6 separate regions of the Homo sapiens genome follow, and regions 1, 2, 4, 5 and 6 are each linked to region 3. Evidence: chromatin contacts called from ENCODE Hi-C or POLR2A ChIA-PET data. All regions are on one chromosome and are shown on one strand. Each heading gives the region's core, a stretch centred on a gene start or an enhancer-like site at or near the end of the contact. The rest is flanking DNA. Distances are from core to core; before and after follow the strand shown. Region 1 holds the start of ARHGEF25 (Rho guanine nucleotide exchange factor 25). Region 2 holds the start of R3HDM2 (R3H domain containing 2). Region 3 holds the start of PRIM1 (DNA primase subunit 1). Region 4 holds the start of CDK4 (cyclin dependent kinase 4). Region 5 overlaps R3HDM2 (R3H domain containing 2). Region 6 holds the start of ARHGAP9 (Rho GTPase activating protein 9).

Region 1 (3,262 bases), core at 465-2,964, 860 kb after region 3:
GGAACCTCCTTACCCTGTTCTGGAATCGCTGCCAGACTGTAGCTTTTAATTTAATAAAAATAAAGTAAAATATGCAACTCTTTATGCCACACCCGTTCTTTTCCAGGGACTGGGTGGGGGTGGGGTGGGGAGAGGGACCTGCTGGAAAGGGGAGAGGGGATGATGGGGTGATCCCTGCGTGCACTCCCAGTCCCTCTGCCTCCTGAGGACCTGGGGAAACGGGATGCACCAGCGGGCTCTGTAGTAACACTGAGAAACCCTGGGTCACTTCGATGTTGGAATTAGTATTAAGAGGGTGTTTTTTTGTTGTTCAACTATGGTTGTAGAGAAAACAACCCTAGCCACTCTGCGAAGTTTGGCTGGGGTGGGAGTGGGGGCGGAGCCGGGCAGGGGGCGGATTCCGCAGCAGCAACTCCCCGGACGCGCGCAGGCCTCAAAGCCCCCCAGCTTCAGTGCCCCCTCGACCCTGAAACTTGGAGCAGGGTGGGGGTTCAGTATGAAGCCCCCGGACCGCCCCGCCCCTGGCCGCACTGACCGGATACTGGGGGTCATGGGGGGCATGCTGCGCGCATGCGCCCTCCCTGGGCAGGAGGGGGTAAGAATGGGGGCTCGCGGTGGGGTCGGGGGTCTTTCGGGGCCTTCAGGAGGGCTGCACCCACAACTCAACTTATCCGAAAACGAGTTCTGCGGGGCAGTCGCAGGAATACATGAATTCTATTACGAGGGCCATAGCCCCGTTCTGGGCGAGCCTTTTATAACAATGTGGGTTTTGACAGGTAGGAGAAGGGGAAGGGGGAGGTCAGGGCTGCCTAGGAGGGCAGGTTCCTTACAGTGGTTCTGTCCCCGCAGCCCCCAAGGAGAAGCCCTCTAGGGTTGGTGGGTACCGAGCCAGAGTCTGAACGTACGGAGGGAGATCACAGAAGGGATCGCGAACATGAGGTCCTCGCCGGGGCTCTGCAGCCCGGTAAGAAGCTGGGGGTGGGGTGGGGCACAGTTTGCTATCCTGCGCCAAGTGGCGAATTCAAAAATATTCTATTCTTATTAGCATAAAGTTCGCATCTAATTTGCATGAGACCCATTTAATCGCAGAGACCTCCACTCTTCTTGCCTTCGAGTCCAATGTGTGTCCCCCATCCCAGTCGATCCCGAGCCCTCGCAGGCAGAGTGTCCCCGCGCCCCACCCCTGGCCCCTCGCCAGCCCGGGCTCCAGGACTTCGCCTTAATTGGCGATTAGTCTTAGCTGGAGTCCCGGGGCCTGGAGGAAAGAAGGGTCCTGAGAGAGGGCGGCATCTGGGTTGTGTTCACCCACAAAAGACTCCCCATACACGCACCCCGTACCAGGGGGCCTCTGTCCACTCGGCCGGGGACAGCCCCAAACCCAGAACATCTTCGCACAGGCCAAGGCCCCATCCACTGAGTCCTCCTTCATCGCAGAGGCCAAGGGGAGACCTGGGCAGACCCTGCAGACAGGCTGAACCCCGACCCCAGCGCTCCGCAGAGCCCGGGATGCGAGAGGGAGGGGGACCCCGGGGCAGGGGAGCACGGGCTGGGGAGGGGAAAAAGCGCTGGGGACGTGGAGTGGGAACGTGGTGGTGTCTGGGGGAGGGGCGATCGGGGCGGGAACCCGGCGCAGGCAGGAGGGGGAACGCGATGGAGAGGGCGGAGCTGGGCCGCAGAGGCCCCGCCTCGTGGCGGCCCCGCGGCCAGGCCTGTTATTCAGCTCTCCGCTCCGCTGGGACCCGCACAGCGCCAGTGGCTCGGGGGTCGGCCCTCGCCTCCTCCCCGGCCCGGGCCTAGAGCCACCCCTAACCAGAGGCCGGAGACAGCTGGAGCGGCTGCCGCATCCCGGCCCAGCCTCCCCTACCATCCCTCCCCCTTCCACTGGACATCTGGACCCTAGGCCCCCGCACCGACAGGGTTCCGGAAACCCTCCCCGCCCAGCCCGGCGGCCGGGCCCCGCGCCTCTCTCTCTCTAGAGCCCCCAGCCCTCCTCAAGACTAGACTTCCGCCTACCCCTGGACACCTCCTCCCGGTCCCCTCCCTCCCCCCCTCCCACAGCCTGGACCGGGGTAGGAGGGAGGGGGGGTGTGCGCCCGGCGCCGTCCCCGCCCCGCCCCCCGTGATTCCCCCTGCATGGCCGGCCCGGGTGGGGGGCGCGGGGGGGCCCGGGCGCCATGCGGGGGGGGCACAAAGGGGGTCGCTGTGCCTGTCCCCGTGTGATCCGAAAAGTGCTGGCAAAATGCGGCTGCTGCTTCGCCCGGGGGGGACGTGGTGAGTGCCAGGTCGAGAGGGTCCAGTGTTGAGTGGGGGGCGGGCTGGGGGTTCAGGGCATCTGTTTGCCCTGGCCCTTGGGATTTAGGGTTGGAGACTGTATGTGTTTTCCAGGAAAGTGGTTTCTTAAGTGATCCCTAAGGTCCCTTCTGCCTCCAAATTTCTGTTAGTTCAAGTTAAGGAAATAGGGGAAGGGGCAGGGAACTCATCTCTTTCCCTTTGTCAAATGGGTTTGAGAAAAACCCACCCACAATCCCCTTAGGCCTAGAACCGATTATTTTCCTCAAACCTTTTGCTAAGAATCTACTTCTGAAGAGGGACAGGAGAATGGAGGAATGAGAATGAGGTGGTTCTACAAGGGGCTTTATAAGGAATCACAGCTCTCTGTCGCTGAGCACAGGCCAACGATAACCCTGATGGACCCTCCTCACTGGCCTCCTCTATTGGGTCTACGCATGTGTTGGGGAGGTGGGCTGCAGAAGTCTTTTCTTTTTATAGTGATTACTGCAATTGGTGGAGGAGGGGACTGGGAGTGGCAGATGGACCCAGCTCATCCTCCCCTCTTCCCAGAGAATGGTCTGTACCCATTGAAAGAGGGAGGGTTGTAGGAGAGCAGATGGCCACCCCCAGCTTCCAATGTCTGCCCAGATGGCTGCCCCCACCCCCATATCTATGCTATGCTCAGGATATGGGGAACCTCCACATGTAACTGGGGGTTCCAGGCCTGGAGAGCCAGGCGTTTACCTTACTGTGCTTTCTCCCAGGGGTGCCCTGGTGAAATTTTCTATCCTGGCCAACTCAAATGAGGATGGCAAGAGAGTGAGCCCTTGGAGAGAGAGGCTGAGCATCATGAAGAGAAGACCCTGGGAGTTCCCTGGGGACCCTGAGTCTGGAGCTGGGGCAAGGTCTATCACCTCCTCTCTTTTTCCTCCCATTAGAATCCTATTCCATTGCGGGCAGTGAGGGGAGTATATCGGCTTCTGCTGCCTCC
Region 2 (3,261 bases), core at 743-3,242, 680 kb after region 3:
GGCATGCTATTTTTATTTGTCAAATTTTTTTAAAACTTTACATTGTGAAGCTCTGCCAAGAGCAATGGCTCACGCCTGTAATCCCAGTGCTTTTGGGAGTCTGAGGCCAGAGGATCACTTGAGGCCAGGAGTTCAAAACCAGCCTGGGCAACATAGCAAGATCCCATCCCTACGAAAAAAAAATTGTGAAGCTCTACTAATCATATAATGGACACAAAGACAAATGGAACTTCAACTCTGAAATTTAACTTGTTAGGAGTTCATCAGGCCTTCAAGAAAAAAGTTATCTTTTCTCTCAACTCTCTGGAGAACAGCAACAGGGTAAGAAAAATACAACTAAAAACTGAACTGAATTAATCTAACCGGCCACTTTTCACCACTATTTAAACTTTTTGTCTTTCCCGGCGCGGTGGCTCAAGCCTACCACTTTGGGAGGCCAAGGCAGGTGGATCACTTGAGCCCAGGAGTTCCAGACCAGCCTGGGCAGCAAGGTGAAACCCGTCTCTACAAAAATCAGCCAGGAGTGGTGGCTCATGCCTGTACTCCCAGCTACTTGGGGGACTGAGGTAGGAGGACGGCTTGAGGCCAGGAGGCAGAGGTTGCATTGAGCCGAAAAGGAACCACTACACTCCATTCTGGGTGACAGACTGAGACCCTGTCTCAAAAAACAAAATACAACCTTTTGTCTTGATACCCCAGCAACAAAAAGGGGGGCGGGGGTGGGGGGGGAATATTGGTGGAACAACAACAAAAAAAAGCATTAGGAAGAAGAGCCACAAATAATTCAACTGCAAATCTATCTAAAAATACAAGAAAATGCTAGGAATTTGTGATATTCCTGAAGTGAAACCTGTCACTTTCCTCCTTCCTTGAGTCTCCACGTGGCTTACGCATATCAGACAGGACTCAGGCTTCTCAATCTTAGTTATCTATTTGAACAACATTATGTACAAGGATATTCATCCAACTGGGATCTGAATTCAAACTTTTCCACTTTTCTTTCTTCCGTTTTAACGCAGTTCTGGGATTGTTATTCGGTCATTTCTCATCATTATCCAATGACAATTCACTCTAAGTCAGTATTCCTGGTAGTTCCGAGACTTAATGGCCACAAATGTTGAAAAATGTTAGCTCTACGGGAAAACGAATCGAAGCGTTTTCAGGGGCTCGAGTAGTTATGAGCTTAGTGTAGGCCCAAGTTTTAAGCTATAGAAACATCTCCCTGTATGTGCCAACTCAAATCCCCGTCCCTGTAAGAAACCTGGACACCAGCATGATTTTAAACACTTCTACACCTCTCCGTCCTATTTTTCCATGCTCCACGCTCGAAGGAAAACCGCCACCCAAGAAACACACGGAGCTAGCCACCCCGAAGCACTGGAAGGGCGCAATAGTTTTTAGGTCACCCCGCAAAGGCCACAGGTGGCGCCACCCCCCTGCCCCCGCACCGCCGCCCTCCGCCCCGCGCCCCCAGCTTCTCTCCAGCAGCGCACACTTGGAGCAGTCCTTCCCGCGGCCATCCGACCCTGACCCATCGTCCCCGGGACCGGCTGCCGGGCGCGAGGAACCCAGGCCGCGGGGCCTCCTCGCGCCCGCCCGTGCGGCCGCCACGCCCCCTCCCCACAGGCCGTCCGGGCCGCCCGCCCCCTCGGCCGGGAGGTGGCCTCACCTCGCACGGGCCTTGGCGGGGAGGGCGCCCACGTCTCCGCCCGCCGCCCGGGCCCACGGCCGCTCGGCTGCGGCTCGGCCCCGACGGCCGGCGGCGGCGCGCTTCTGGGGGCGGGCTTTTCTCGGCCGGGGCTTCCCCGGGGCCGAGGGCTGGGAAGCAGGGGGGACTGGGACGGGGGAGGGGAAAGGGGCTTGGGAAGGAGGGGGGAGAGGGGAAGAAAAGGGGGGAACCAAACCCGGAAAGGGAGAAAAGGGGGGAGGGGAAAATCAGAAGGGGAAGAAAAGCCCAGAGTCCGCCCCCCGCTGCGGCTGCGCGCTACGTCACTACGTCCGGCGTTGTCGTCACCTCGTCCTGCGTTCCGGCCGTCCCTGCTTCCTGGCTTCCCGCGTGCCCCTCAGCAGCCCTGCGGGGCCTACCGCCTGCCGCACGCACTCCCGCCGGCGCGCGCGCACTCGCACTCGCTCGCTCGCCCTCTCCTCCTTCCGCGTTACCTGTGTCAGGACACCAATCCGGAGTCACTGGGAGCCTCGGTCCTCCTTAAACCCTTCAAGTCTGTCAGATAGAATACCCTGGATTTCAATATAATACTAATAGTGATCATTCTAAAGTAATTTCCATTTACAGAGCACTTTCACTTAGGGCAGTAACTCCTGTACCAAAAGAACGTACACTCGGTATTTGTTGCATACGTGGATAACTATAGTTGAGCAGGTAAATGTCCATTTTACGTAAAGATGAAAAAAACCGACCTAGGAGGAACTCAGTCTGTCCTATTAAGATCACATTCTTACCATCATCCCCTCTCTAAGATACAGTTCTCAAAAATCGTCTTAAATGTCCAGCCTCCCCCGTTTTGTCCATTCTAGGCAGAATCAATTTAGTTATTGATTATGTGTGTGTGGATAATTTACTGACCAAACTCCCTCAAAGAAGCAATGTAGTCTTTTGTAGAATTCGACCATTAAATATTTACCTTGTGACAGAAACTGCGGTAGGCAAAAAAAGTCAAATAATTATAGTACAATTTAAGTGCTATAATAGAAAGGTTTAAATGTGCTATGGAAACACAAGGAACAGCAATTCGTTCTTAGCGGTAAAAGAGATTGAGTAAGTTACAGAGAAACTACAGGTGAAACTCCAGCTAATCTTGAGACTATAAATAGTTCACTAGAGAGGTAAGAATGGAGATTCCAGCAAAGTCATAGAGGCATGAAGTTCATCTTTCCTTCAAGGATGAGCAAGTTCCAGGTTGGTTGGCGTTTTTTGTTTGTTTGTTTGTTTGTTTTATTTATTTTGAGATGGGGTCTCGCTTTGTCACCCAGGCAACTAGATTGCAGTGGTGCAATGTCGGTTCACTACAACCTTCACCTCTCAGGTTCAAGTGATTCTCCTGCCTCAGCGTCCGGAGTAGCTGGGACTACAGGCACGCACCATCACACCCGGCTATTTTTTGTATTTTTAGTAGAGACGGGGTTTTGCCATGTTGGCCAGGCTAATCTCGAACTCCTGGCCTCAGGTGATCCACCCGCCTCGGCCTTCCAAAGTTCTGGGATTACAGGTGTGAGCCACCTTGCCCAGCCCTCTCTCCTGGT
Region 3 (3,149 bases), core at 49-2,548:
AAAGATTTCTTACTCTGTGAGAATATACTGCGCCTATATCAATCTTGTATGGATTCATTTTCTGCATCTCCTTTTCCAGATCACTCTGGTTGTTGAAGGATTGGTAGCGAATGTAAATATCATCTTTCAATGTGAATGAAAATTCACGGTGTTGAAAGTAATTCTTTATCACTGCAAAATAAATGTACATTTTAAAGTTAATTTGCTACTTTATTTGGCTCAGGGCATTATAATTTTAGCCAATGAGAAGTTTTTTTTTTCGGTGAGGGAATCTTGCTTGCTTCCTGCTCTGTCGCCCAGACTGGAGTGCAGTGGCTCGATAAAGGCTCACTGCAACCTCCGCCTCCCGGGTTCAAGGGATCCTACCACCTCAGCCTCCCGAGGCTGTAGCTGGGACTACAGGCATGCGACCCACCATGCCCAGATAATTTTTGTATTTTTTGTAGAAACGGGGTTTCACCATGTTGGCCAGGCTGGTCTCGAATTCCTGACCTCAGGTAATCCGTCCTCCTCGGCTTTCCAAAGTGCTGGGATTATAGGCGTAAGCCACGGCACTCGGCCCGAGAAGATGTTTTTAATGAGCCCCCTATGCTCAACACCGTGGTAGATGTAAAAGAAAAACAAAACAAAATCCACATGACCTAGTCCCTAATTTGAAAGCAGTTACCATTCCGTATTTGCTAGGGAACGGTACAAAAGATGAAACAGATGCATAAATATTTTAAATATGTAATGCCACCCCTCTCTCCTCGATTCGCACTAATAAATTCAGCTGCAAGGAAGAAAGTATTTCTCTTCCTCTGAGAGAGGCTCTTCCGCTCCTGATGCAAACCATGCCTCAGCAGCTTCACGCTACGCCCCAGTAACCCCCTGGGCACCGCTGCAGGTAAACGGGGCACCTAATGTGAGCCTGACCACGCAGAGGTAGGAGCGGCGGCTCTGTTTTTTTTTTTTTTTTTTTTTTTTTTACAGCGTGGCCGCAGGCTGGCTTATTATATCCTCTCTCGGCCCATTTACACCTATGAAGTGGTGGGGCGGGCTCGAGAGAGCAAATGAAGGCGCGCGGCACAAAGCCTGGTGCACAGAAGGCGCTTCATATTGTCATTCTAAGGACACCCCGCCTCCAACCTCCTCACACTCCGCTCCCGAACCCATTCCTCGCCTCCATCACCTCCACCGTAGTTGAGCCAGCGATAGTACTGAGAGTAGGGAAAGAGCCTCCGGTAATAAAGTTTAAGCAGCTCGGGCAGCTCGGTGGGGTCAAACGTCTCCATTGAGCGCGGAACTCGCCACGGTAAGGATTACCACAGGAATTGGCGGGAACAGCACGGCCGGCGGCCCCGCGACTGCGCAGGCGCTTATGGCCGAGGTCGGCTGTCTGACCCGGCGGCCCGCAGTCCGCCGGGGCCGCCGGGAATTGTAGTTCCCACTTGGTGCGCGCGGGGGCTGCGGGAGACGCAGCAGTTTGCGATCTGCCCACGCGTTCGGGCACTAGGGCCACCGCTCTTGTGGGCAGAAGGCCGCGTCCATTCCAGGAAGAGGATCTTCTCCGGAAATGTGAGACCTATAGCATATTGATTTAGGTTATTAAGATGAAGTAAAAAGGATGCTCCACGTGAACTTTTTGGATGTTTTAGAAATAACACCAGTATCTTTTTTTTTTTTTTTTTGAGACAGAGTCTCGCTCTGTTGCCCAGGCTGGAGTGCAGTGGCGCGATCTCGGCTCACTGCAAGCTCCGCCTCCCGGGTTCACGCCATTCTCCTGCCTCAGCCTCCCTAGTAGCTGGGACTACAGGCGCCAGCCACCACGCCCGGCTAATTTTTTTTTATTTTTTTATTTTTTTATTTTTAGTAGAGACGGGGTTTCATCGTGTTAGCCAGGATGGTCTCGATCTCCCGACCTCGTGATCCGCCCGCCTCAGCCTCCCAAAGTGCTGGGATTACAGGTGTGAGCCACCACGCCTGGCCGACACCAGTATCTTTTAAAAACGTTTGTAGGCAGGTGCGGTGGCTCATGCTTGTAACGTCAGCACTTTGGGAGGCCAAGGCAGGAGGATCGCTTGAGGCCAGGAGTTCGAGACCGGTTGGGGCAACATTGTGAGATCTCTGTCTACACACACGCACCCACACACAACTAGCCAGATGTAGTTGCGTGCGCCTGTAGTCCCAGCTACCCTAGAGGCTGAAGGGTTGGGGGCGGGGAGTGGGGGGAGGGGGCAATCAATCTCTCGAGCTTGGGAGGTCCAGGCTGTTGTGAGCCATGATAGTGCCACTGCACTCCAGTCTGGGCAACAGAGAAAGACCGTGTCTAAAAAAAAAAAAGTTTTGGAAATTAGTTCTTCATGGAATTTCATGAATTACTAGATCCAATATGTGGAAATAAATAACCAAATGAGAAAAGCATAGGCTATTTATTCAGAGCTTACTATAGCAAGGGAGTCAGCCATCATCACTTGCATTTGACAGGACTCAAAGGCAGGCAGAGGAGTAGGAAAGCTTTATAAAAAAGGGAAGCCGTCAAGGTATTCTTTGATTGGAGGCTGTTGGCATGGAGAAGCTGTACCTGGGCTAACTAGTAGTAGGATGCGGTATGTGATTGGTTTAGGGGTGGGTGTTTGGCTTTCTTTGGTTGGACCTATGTTGGAAGCTGTTAAGGAAGCTGTAGGATACTAGTTAAGGCATTTGGGCCCATTGCTACAGGGGTTGTTGTTTGGCCTCCAGGATCATCATTAGAGATAGCAGTTTGACTTTATACAAGTCTGACTTGTAGCAAGCTTGCTTCCTGTGCTGTTTATTATAGATAAGGGGGTTGGTTTCCCCAGCAGGTTGCTGTAGATTGTGGGTCAGAGTTCTGTTTTTATATATGGTCTGGCTGCTGTTCATATATTTAGTCTCTCAAATAGAACACCCAGGTATAAGAAAATATGAATTATAGGAAGCTTGCAGAATCATGGAGAGCTTTACAAGTATGAAGGGAACCCATCTGCTATTGATGTGGAGATCTGCCAATCACTCTTACTGTGTAATGATACCTTATGGCAATTGTGGGCTAGAGTGGGCAGTCACATGAATAACATGTCACATGAAAAACATAGTTTTATTTTATTTTACTTATTTTTTTGAGACAGAGTCTCGCTGTGTCGCCCAGG
Region 4 (3,224 bases), core at 1-2,500, 1.0 Mb after region 3:
CTAGGCCTCTTAGAAACTGGCGCATCAGATCCTAGTTTCAAAGGGGAGGTACAGATGCACTGGAAACTAGGCACCATACCTGAAATCCCAGAAGGTTCTACTACAAAGGTCCCAATCCACCTCTCAATGCCTACCAACCCCACTCACCTTGATCGTTTCGGCTGGCAAGCCTGGTGGGGGTGCCTTGTCCAGATATGTCCTTAGGTCCTGGTCTACATGCTCAAACACCAGGGTTACCTTGATCTCCCGGTCAGTTCGGGATGTGGCACAGACGTCCATCAGCCTGACCAGAGTAAATGCTCACTTTTCAATCCCCTTTAACCCAACATGGCCTCTCATTATTTCCTCAGGGTCCCCACTTCTCTACAGATCATCACACCCCACCTATAGGCTGTCTTTTCCCTTTACTCCCCACGCCCAACCCTCCACCACCTTCTCACCGGACAACATTGGGATGCTCAAAAGCCTCCAGTCGCCTCAGTAAAGCCACCTCACGAACTGTGCTGATGGGAAGGCCTCCTCCACCTCCTCCTCCATTGGGGACTCTCACACTCTTGAGGGCCACAAAGTGGCCACTGTGGGGATCACGGGCCTTGTACACTGTCCCATAGGCACCGACACCAATTTCAGCCACTGGCTCATATCGAGAGGTAGCCATTCTCAGATCAAGGGAGACCCTACAATCACAGACTCCTATCACCAAAAGTCGCTTACAGAGTTAGGATGGTATGAGCCTGCAGCAACAAAGGGACTCCCAAAAAAAAAGCGCAAAGAACACCACCAGCATCCCATCCCCCGCTCCCAGTCTTCCTTGGGGCCGGCCCCAGAGATAACACAATGACTCAATACCAACCCCTCCAGCCACGTGAGGCCCTGCAATAGAAAACGCTTTTTCCTTTGGGACAATCGCGCCCCGCACAAAGATCACACATGACACATGCCTTGCATCGAAGATCCTACACCTCAGTCCCTAAAATTATACTTTCCCATGACCACAAAGGCCCCACTTCCCGCCCTTGAGCGACCCTTCCATAACCAGCTCGCGAAACGAACGCGTGGAAAGCTGTGAGGGGGGCGGGCACTGGTTCTCATTCCTGGGAAGGGACTGCACTTACCTCACGCCAGCCCGGGGTGCTGTGGGGGCGGCCCGTTATCGGGGCCCCGGAGCCGGTTCCTACGGCCCCATACACCCGAGCTCGGTCCGGAGCAGCTGGACGCAGAGGGCCCGACCATAGACACAGGCCGCAAGCTAGAGAGGCCCCCTCACCCCCACCCTCACCATGTGACCAGCTGCCAAAGAGGCGCGCGGAAACTGGGAGGGCGGGGCGAACGCCGGACGTTCTGGGCACGTGACCGCCACCCATGCGCTGAGGGGCGGACAGGAGGTGCTTCGACTGGGAGGAGGGCGAAGAGTGTAAGGGGGCGGAGGGGCGATGGCAGCCACGTGATCTGTTGCTATCACACGTGACCGCTTGACATTGCTCTGAGGAGCAGAGGTGTGGCTACGCGGCGGGCACGTGACTGGCTGCCACAACCCCCGCTGCAGGGGGGGAGCGGTGAGGGGGACAAGAGAGGGTGGAGCCCGAGGCGGTGCCATGGCAACCTAGGCCACCCAGAGCCCAACTCCCGGCTGAAGGATTGTCTCACTACCGGTCTGAAGGCTGAACTCCAGTCTCACTACCGGTCTTTCAGCCTGTCTGCATTGGGGAGGGGGTGGGAGTTGGGGTACCAGAGGTGATGCTGTCACCTTTTCGCTCCACCATGAGAAAACATACTCTCATTTGTGTCATTGTTTCATTCATTAATTCTACAACATTTTACTGAGTGCTTGCTTCCAGTGTGTATGTGGGTTTTTATTTTGTTTTTGGTGTCTGTCACTGGCCCTTTAAAGTAGTGGTACGACTATCTATAAAGATGTAGCCAACAATGGGGTCTTCTACAATAGGGAGTAAACAATGCCCATTTGAGGGCAAAACTACGATTAAAGGATGACGGAAGGCAGATTAATACAGTAATCCAACAGGCTCAGTGACAAGGTAATCCTCTCACTTTTCCAACTTCCAAACCTCCCTGGGAGTGTTAATGCAAAGACCTGAGGCCATCTGGCAGAGAAGTTATTGATGAGCAGGAGACAGGAATACTTGACCTTTTAAGTTTTTTTTTTTTTTCCAGTAGGAAGGTTCTATGATTATGTGATATTTGTATGTGTGCATATATGCTTCTATGTATATATGTATGTATATGATATTATTTATCACATCATATATAAGACGGATACAGGATTGCACATGTGCAAGAAAGTTACCACCACACCCCCTGCACCCTCCAGACCACCACAATGAATGAAAATGACATGCCCCCTTCTGCAAACCTTGTGACTACTCATTTGGAGTTATTGTGCTTCCCTCTTTTTCCCTAGTGCCGCTTTCTTAGCACTTAGCACTGTCCAGAACACACTTGTTCCCAAATGGCCTCTGCCCAGACACCTAGGTAGACACAAGTAGATTTCTCCTACTTTGTTTTATTGGCTCCAAGGTCTTTATCTCCCAGCCCTTTGGGGGTATGGGAGTAAAGGAGGAAAGCGGTTAGTGTCTCATTTGTGAGAATTTGTCTAAAATCTAAAGCCATTTTATTACCCTATTTGCCACTCCTTCCACTCTAACTTCTGTTTTCCTTAACCATCTGGCTGAGAATATAAGAGTTCAAACTAGAAGATGAATATAAACCATGACTTAGAGCAAAATAGAATACATATTAATACAGATGCCTCCTCTTTCCATCCTGATACTTGTAGCCCTGGGCCCCTCCTGGCAAGGGCAGCTGGAACACTAGTAAGAAAAACCTCAAGGACTGAACTGACTAAGGGGCTCAAGAGGTGAATGTTTTATTGGCTACCTTGCTAGGGGTGGGTGCTTTGTAAGCCTTCTGGAAGGCTAAGATAATTGTCTGTGAGTTTTTCAAACTCCCTTCCCACACCAGCATTCCCCACTTCAGCCTCACCTTCCACATAAGACCTTCACAGCTTACTGTCTTTGCAACAGAAGACGTCCTCTCTGTCTGCTTGGGTCCCAGCCCCTTTTTCTGATTCATTCATTAGTCCATCCAAAACATTTGAATACTTCATGGGAACATTACTGTCTCTCCATCACTTTCTATTGAGGAACCTTAATTTGGCAGTCTGTCCCAGGCTCTGTCCCCTCCCTTCTTCTGTTAATTACTCTTTC
Region 5 (3,272 bases), core at 411-2,910, 530 kb after region 3:
GTGAACGAGACTTACTGGGGTAGATGGTGGTAGAACAAGAAAGTTAGGACTATAGAAAGAACTGACTTAGACTAAGATAGAGGACTGCAATGACTTGCATGCAAATTACATTTAGACACAAAGTAGGATTTCCTAGATCTTCACTGTTCTTTGTTTCAGCTTCATTTCACAATATTTGAGATAGGGCAATACTGGGCCATTCTGGGGTCTTTGCACTCTAGTTTCTAGTTCATGGGGTATTAGTGTTTGGGACTTGCTTCTTACACCTAGGGAAGAAATATATCTAAGGCCAAGCTGGACTAATAAGCAGAGGGATGAGGGAGCCTGGGAGGTAACATGAGAATGTAAACTACAGCAGAAAAGACTGCAGACACATGGGCTTTCCAGCTACCAGAGAATACTTCAGGATAAAGTATGGGGCTCTCCTCAAAAAGAGCTCTATTCGTGTGAGAAGGGAGTAAGTGAAGATCTCAGCACAGCTCTGCTCGGAGTATTAAGGTGACTTTTTTTTTTTTTTTTTTTTTTGAGACAGGGTCTTACTCTGTCGCCCAGGCTAGAGAGCAGTGGCGCGATCTCGGCTCGCCGCAACCTCCGCCTCATGGGTTCAAGCGATTCTCCTGCCTCAGCCTCCCTAGTAGCTGGGATTACAGGCACCCGCCACCATACGTGGCTAATTTTTGTATTTTTAGTAGGGACCGGGTTTCACCATGTTGGGCAGGCTGGTCTTGAACTCCTGACCTCAGGTGATTCACCCGCCTCAGCCTCCCAAAGTGCTGGGATTACAGGCTTGAGCAACCATGCCTGGCCTTAAGGTGACTTTTAAACATAGTCACCTTAATGACAATGGCCAGGCATGGTGGCTCATGCCTGTAATCTCAGCACTTTAGGAGGCCAAGGAGGGAGGATCACTTGAGCCCACAAGTTTGAGACCAGCCTAGGCAACATAAGCAAGACCCTATCTCAAAATAATAATAATAACAATACATTTTTTAAAAATTAAAAGAAAGAAATAAAACAGAATACTGAAGTTCTGGTTTAGAACAGGACTGATTCTTAGGCTAATGACCTTCCTGGTCTCCACAGATGCAAAACTTCACTTAAACTCTAGTTGGTACCAACATTTACCAGTCCAGCAACAGAAGGAGAAGGATACAGCCCTTTTGAGTCATGGAAAACAAAGACACATTTGGAGTCTTTGTGTTTCGTGGCATATGTATGGAAGGGGTCTTGAGTGTTATTTCTTTTTTCCGCAAACCCCAACACATAAATAGGTGTTTATGGGTCCACATAGTTGGTCAGATGATGGTGGAAGTTATAATCTTTTCAAGTTCCAATATATAGATGTAATGGAAAAAAATGCCTTGTTAATTACACATGGACATAGAGGGAGATGGGGTACAGTAGAAATGTGGTATGAAATAAAAGATTCTACTGACAATGTTCAGGAAGCAGAGGAAGAAATATAAAGCAAAAAACCCCCAAGCTGACTCAGTAGTTATTTGGCAAAACCTTTGCTCAAGGTTCTTCTTTCCCTACAACTAACAAATGAGAAATGGGGGAGAGAGTGGCATGTCTCCAAAAACTGATCCTTCCTGCCACCCACAGCACAAGAGACATGACGGTACATCTAAAGTTTGCTTGAATCAGAGTGGAGAGGACTCTGACACTGAGTGGTGACTCACCTGTGAGATCATGTGATTATTCAAGGGTGGCTGTTGCTGAGGCGTGGGTGGGAGAGCAGGAAGTTGCTGCTGCTGCTGCTGCTGTTGCTGCTGGGCAGTACAAGGGAGAAGCCCCCGGACAGACTGGGATGAGGTGACCTGGTTGCACACTTCTGGGGCACCTAGTGCCATACCTAAGGCAAAGAAGAAACCCACAAAAAGTTGTAAGCATAAGCCACGAACACATTATCCCTGGAAGCTTAGTCAGAGGGCTCTACTTTTTCTTTGCCTTTCCTCTTTATTCCCTTTTGTCCCCTCCCCCACTGTCTTTTGAAGATTCACAGATGAGCACAGATGCATTTCAGCTGCCTTGCTGATGCCAGTCCTCCTCTTTGCAGGCTTCTGCTCCCTAGGGACAGGAACCACCTTGACTGTCAAGTTTGGTTATGAAATTGAACAAAATGTGAGGCTGCTGAAGCACCTCCCCTGAAGTGTCTGGAATCTGTCCATCAAACTTAGATAGCTGAAAATATAAATGCTTACTTCCTGGGAAGGCACAGATTTTTGGTCTCTTAAGAGATCCGTCCTTTTGCTAGAGAGAGAGAGATCTGTCTTCTCTTTGCTTTCTTCTCAATTTGCAACATCTCTTATAAAAGTTGCTGAGGGCCGGGCGCAGTGGCTCATGCCTGTAATCCCAGCACTTTGCGAGGCTGAGGCGGGTGGATCACCTGAGGTCAGGAGTTTGAGACCAGCCTGGCCAACCAACATAGTGAAACTCCGTCTCTACTGAAAATATAAAAATTATCCGAGCTTGAGGGTGGGCGCCTGTAATCCCAGCTACCTGGGAGGCTGAGACAGGAGAATCGCTTGAACCCAGGAGGCAGAGGTTGCAGTGAGCTGAGATCGCGCCATGACACTCCAGCCTGGGCGACAAGAGCGAGACTCGGTCTCAAAAAAAAAAAAAAAAAAAATGTTGCTGAGAAAACTTCAAGCATACACATAACCTTTATCCAACTCATTTCCCCATTTCTAGGCTCTCCAAGGCATGAACTCATTCAACACAACATACTTTACTATGTGCCAAGCACTGTATAATGAACTAAAGACATAAAGATGAGTGAAACACAGTCCTTGCCCTTAACAGCACAGGAACTTTTTTCTTTTTTTGAGACAGGGTCTCACTCTGTCGCCCAGGCTGGAATGCAGTGGCACGATCTTGGCTCACTGCAACCTCCACCTCCCAGGTTCAAGCGATTCTTCTGCCTCAGCCTCCCAAGTAGCTGGGATTACAGGCACCCACCACCACGCCCAACTAATTTTGATGTCTTTGGTAGAGATGGGGTTTTGCCTTGTTGGCCAGGCTGGTTTCGAACTCCTGGCCTCAAGTGATCTGCCTGCCTCTGCCTCCCAGAGTGCTAGAATTACAGGTGTGAGCCACCATGCCCAGCCAACAGCACAGGAACTTCTGATGGGAGATAGACATCCACATGACAATTATAATCTGATAAGGATAAGGAATACATCAGTGATATCGACAAAGTTGCATGAAAGCAAAGATGAGGAAGCAAAAACTCCTGGGAGGGTCAGGAAAGGATTTAAAGAGGGGTCAGC
Region 6 (3,013 bases), core at 393-2,892, 730 kb after region 3:
TGCGCCCTGTGCCCTGTCCCCTCAGGGCCTTTGGTACCTACTGTCCCTTCTCACCTCCTACCCAGTTTGCCTCTCGGCTGCCTCTTTCTCCTCCTTGCTCAGAGTCAACTGAATGCCGTGACCTCACAGATGTCTCCCCGCACCACCTCAGCCACTCTCCACCACATTAACTTGCCTTTAGACTTATCAGTAGTACCAAGCGTTATCTTATTTATTTGTTTTTGTGTTTGTCATCCCCAGGGGAGTCCCCTGAAGACAGAGGTGCTGTCTGTCCTGTGCCTAGAACAGGGCCCAGCTCAGAAGAGCTGTGACTCACTGTGCTGGCACTGGCTTCTGACGGCAAGTCTTCCTGGGAGAGGGATCTTCCGCTTGGTCCTTCCTGGAAAGGCTTCAGAAGGCTGGGGCTCAGATTGTCAGTGCTGACGCTCCTACACATTTTGCGGGGAAGTGGAGGAGGCTGCTCCGAGCTAGCCTGAGCCCTGCTTGGGAGGGCCTGAGACAACTCCTCCAGGGAACCATGAAACAACTTCGGCCCTGGAAACAGAAAAGGGGAGGGTGGGTGGCAGGTGATCAGAGGTGTTGTTGTAACTGGGTCCCTCATCTTGGGAACTCACAGGGAAGACAAGAAGGGCAGAGGGAGGATGTGGAAAATGGCATGAGACCTAGAAGCCTTAGGACTAGGAGGACAGGCAGTGGGATGAGGATGCCATGGCGGGGGCAAGAGGTAGGCTGATCAAAGAAAAACAAGAGAAGATGGTTAGCAGAAGCTTGAGGGAGGGGGACCTCCCCAAAATTCCCAGAAGCCAGGGAGGTAGGAAGGTGATGGGAGGTAGGAAGGTGAAGGGAGAGGGCTTAGCGCTTACTCACCAGGAGTCCAGAGCAATTGGCCGGGGATGACGGTAGTTGGACTCTGGGAAGGGATGGATTCCTCTATCATATAGGCTGCTGGGACGAAGATGGGTCGAGAGGTGGAGGGAGCTTCTAGGCGTCTTGCCAACCACCAGTCGGAGTTGGTCTTTCGAAGCAGTAGGAACCTATCCCCTTCAGCCAGAGACACCTGCTGGCCATCTGCCCCAGTATAAGTAAAGGCATAGAGGGCACAGAGCTGGGATCCCCGAGGAGGGCTTCGGGGGCCCAGCCCTAGGATCCCCCAGGAACTTGGCCACCACCGGCTGGATAGCATTGTAGCCAGCACTGTCACCTGTGAGAAAAAGGGACACTGGAGACCCAGAAGGGAATAGGCCTGGCTGTCTCCAGGTAGACAGACATGGTTCTAGGAGCAGTGTTGCAGGGAGGTGAGGACGGGAGCCCTTGAGTTGGGGGAGAGGGTAGAGCAAACAGCCTGGTGAGGATCGGTGACAGGTTTTGGGGGCTGAGAACTCCTGGTGGTGTCTGGTGAGGAAGTATGTAAGTAACATGAGAGAGGATGTGGTCAGCAGGGCTGCATGGCCAGCAAGGCAGGAAATTAGAGGAGATGACCTAGGCCAGTAGTTTTCCTCCAAGTACCTTGTGGGGCCCATCAGAAGATTCAGGAGCAGGAGTTGGTCCTGGGTAGTGGTGGGAGTCTTGAGGTGGACACAGGAAGGAGATAAGAAGAAAGAATCAGGTTCAAGACAGAAACAGGGAGACACAAGGTTAATGACAAAGACAAAAATGTGTGTTATTCTTTATTAAATTTATGCAAGCATCAATGTTTCCGTTACCAGTCACCTCAGACCATAGCTGCGTGCTTCCTGTGCAGACTCAGAGAGACATGGTGACAGAGAAACAGAAAGCCAAATAAATACCAAGACCAAATCAGAGAGAAAGACAAAGTGGGAGAAACACAGAGGGATTCAGAGTTGAAATATCACCACCCTCCCAATCCAGGACACGATTTTGGGAGCTGAGAAGCCTTGATACTGTCCTGTACACACAAGCCTCTTGAGGCAGGAGCTACTTTAGTGTGTGGGTTCATTCATGCTTTTTTTTTTTTGAGACGAAGTCTCGTTCTTGTCCCCCAGGCTGGAGTGTGATGGCGAGATCTCGGGTCACTGCAACTTCCGCCCCCCGGGTTCAAGTGATTCTCCTGTCTCAGTCCCCCGAGTAGCTGGGATTACAGGTGCCTGTCACCACACCTGGCTAGTTTTTTTATTTTTAGTAGAGACAGGGTTTCACCATGTTGGCCAGGCTGGTCTAGAACTCCTGACCTCAGGTGATTCACCCGCCTCAGCCTCCCAAAGTGCTGGGATTACAGGTGTGAGCCACTGCGCCCGGCCTCATTTATGCTTTTATCAAGGATTGATTGAGTGCCTCCTGCGTGCAAGGAGCAGTGTCAGGCACTGGAGATGAGAGAAGGGAATGAGCCCTTTTGGAGCTTAAGGAGAGACAGACCTTAACTAATGACACAATAAACTTAATAATTACAATTGAATCAGGAACAATGGACAAGTAATGCAAGACGCTATGACAGGTAGATAGGGGACTGATGCCAGCTTCTCCTTGGTGGAAGGTGGGAAGTGACCTTCCCTGGATTACCAGCACTTTAAAACCCACACTTCTGCTTCTGCCTTACCTGGCCACTCCTCTTTTCCTCTTCTCTCAGCTTCTCCACTGCACAATGTGAGGCTTTCTGTTTGGGTTTGGAGAGGTGGGTTAAGGAGCGAATGACCCTCCCCACTGGTGATATCAGAGAGCCAGCTCTCTTCCCCTGAGGGCTGGGTGGCTAGTACTGGGCTTCTGCCTCAGTGATCTTCCTAGTTTACTTCACTTCAACACATGGAGAATCCTACCCCTCAACTCTTCCTTCCCACTTCCAAAATAGTGACTAATTTCACCCATTTATTCACTTATTTATTCATTTGGTGTTCAGTGCTTGAATCCACCCTTTTTTTGCCTTCTCTGAAACTCTCTCTCCTATACTTTAGCTTGTTTTTGTTAGCTTCGTCGCATTCACTTTTAAACATATCCAAGTCTCTCCCATCTTTAGACAAACCTCCCCTTACTGGGCTTTCCAGGTACCACCATATATATG

The links. A loop is a pair of places that touch in the nucleus more often than their neighbours do. ChIA-PET counts read pairs that join two places held with the same protein, here RNA polymerase II (POLR2A). Pooled maps may share reads with other maps.
Region 1: POLR2A ChIA-PET joins it to region 3 with 10 read pairs in CD8-positive, alpha-beta memory T cell. The contact joins the promoter of ARHGEF25 here to the promoter of PRIM1 in region 3. POLR2A ChIA-PET finds 5 or more read pairs at or near these places in 2 of 52 experiments (CD8-positive, alpha-beta memory T cell and activated B cell).
Region 2: a pooled map shows a loop between it and region 3 (10-fold over the local background). The contact joins the promoter of R3HDM2 here to the promoter of PRIM1 in region 3. A Hi-C loop is called at or near these places in 7 of 50 pooled maps. POLR2A ChIA-PET finds 5 or more read pairs at or near these places in 2 of 52 experiments (HepG2 and activated CD4-positive, alpha-beta T cell).
Region 4: a loop to region 3 is called in a map of naive thymus-derived CD4-positive, alpha-beta T cell, with 6 times the contacts of the local background. The contact joins the promoter of CDK4 here to the promoter of PRIM1 in region 3. A Hi-C loop is called at or near these places in 1 of 168 maps with a recorded cell type or tissue (naive thymus-derived CD4-positive, alpha-beta T cell), 2 of 37 single-sample maps with no recorded cell type and 8 of 50 pooled maps. POLR2A ChIA-PET finds 5 or more read pairs at or near these places in 1 of 52 experiments (CD8-positive, alpha-beta memory T cell).
Region 5: a loop to region 3 is called in a pooled map, with 9 times the contacts of the local background. The contact joins the enhancer-like site here to the promoter of PRIM1 in region 3. A Hi-C loop is called at or near these places in 5 of 50 pooled maps. POLR2A ChIA-PET finds 5 or more read pairs at or near these places in 2 of 52 experiments (T-cell and activated naive CD4-positive, alpha-beta T cell).
Region 6: a pooled map shows a loop between it and region 3 (6-fold over the local background). The contact joins the promoter of ARHGAP9 here to the promoter of PRIM1 in region 3. A Hi-C loop is called at or near these places in 1 of 168 maps with a recorded cell type or tissue (B cell), 2 of 37 single-sample maps with no recorded cell type and 7 of 50 pooled maps. POLR2A ChIA-PET finds 5 or more read pairs at or near these places in 1 of 52 experiments (T-cell).

The regions. Positions count from the first base shown.
Region 1 is chr12:57,609,721-57,612,982 of GRCh38, forward strand. It overlaps ARHGEF25 (Rho guanine nucleotide exchange factor 25), which reads left to right and starts at 1,715. Exons shown (of 15, transcript NM_182947.4): 1 at 1,715-2,271; 2 at 3,210-3,262. The coding sequence starts at 2,175. It overlaps DTX3 (deltex E3 ubiquitin ligase 3), which reads left to right. Exons shown (of 7, transcript NM_178502.4): 7 at 1-82. RefSeq lists a silencer at 1,608-2,127.
Region 2 is chr12:57,429,051-57,432,311 of GRCh38, forward strand. It overlaps R3HDM2 (R3H domain containing 2), which reads right to left and starts at 1,993. Exons shown (of 24, transcript NM_001394031.1): 1 at 1,670-1,993. It overlaps R3HDM2-DT (R3HDM2 divergent transcript), which reads left to right and starts at 2,066. Exons shown (of 2, transcript NR_185976.1): 1 at 2,066-2,380. RefSeq lists an enhancer at 1,135-1,244 and a silencer at 1,425-1,894.
Region 3 is chr12:56,751,025-56,754,173 of GRCh38, forward strand. It overlaps PRIM1 (DNA primase subunit 1), which reads right to left and starts at 1,299. Exons shown (of 13, transcript NM_000946.3): 1 at 1,172-1,299; 2 at 14-171. The coding sequence starts at 1,274. RefSeq lists a silencer at 941-1,235.
Region 4 is chr12:57,751,060-57,754,283 of GRCh38, forward strand. CDK4 (cyclin dependent kinase 4) reads right to left here and starts at 1,251. Exons shown (of 8, transcript NM_000075.4): 1 at 1,116-1,251; 2 at 441-677; 3 at 148-283; 4 at 1-31. The coding sequence starts at 658. RefSeq lists silencers at 401-540, 1,271-1,350, 1,581-1,700 and an enhancer at 877-1,610.
Region 5 is chr12:57,278,676-57,281,947 of GRCh38, forward strand. R3HDM2 (R3H domain containing 2) reads right to left here. Exons shown (of 24, transcript NM_001394031.1): 14 at 1,683-1,855. Among named protein-coding and RNA genes, the nearest start is that of STAC3, 29 kb to the left of the region's middle. RefSeq lists an enhancer at 1,105-2,304. Within about 2 kb of position 1,661, at least 19 of the 41 ENCODE cell types and tissues checked have a DNase peak (open chromatin) inside an H3K27ac peak, as active enhancers do.
Region 6 is chr12:57,478,224-57,481,236 of GRCh38, forward strand. It overlaps ARHGAP9 (Rho GTPase activating protein 9), which reads right to left and starts at 1,643. Exons shown (of 18, transcript NM_032496.4): 1 at 1,507-1,643; 2 at 868-1,201; 3 at 317-534. The coding sequence starts at 1,183. RefSeq lists enhancers at 177-226, 1,747-1,796, 1,967-2,056.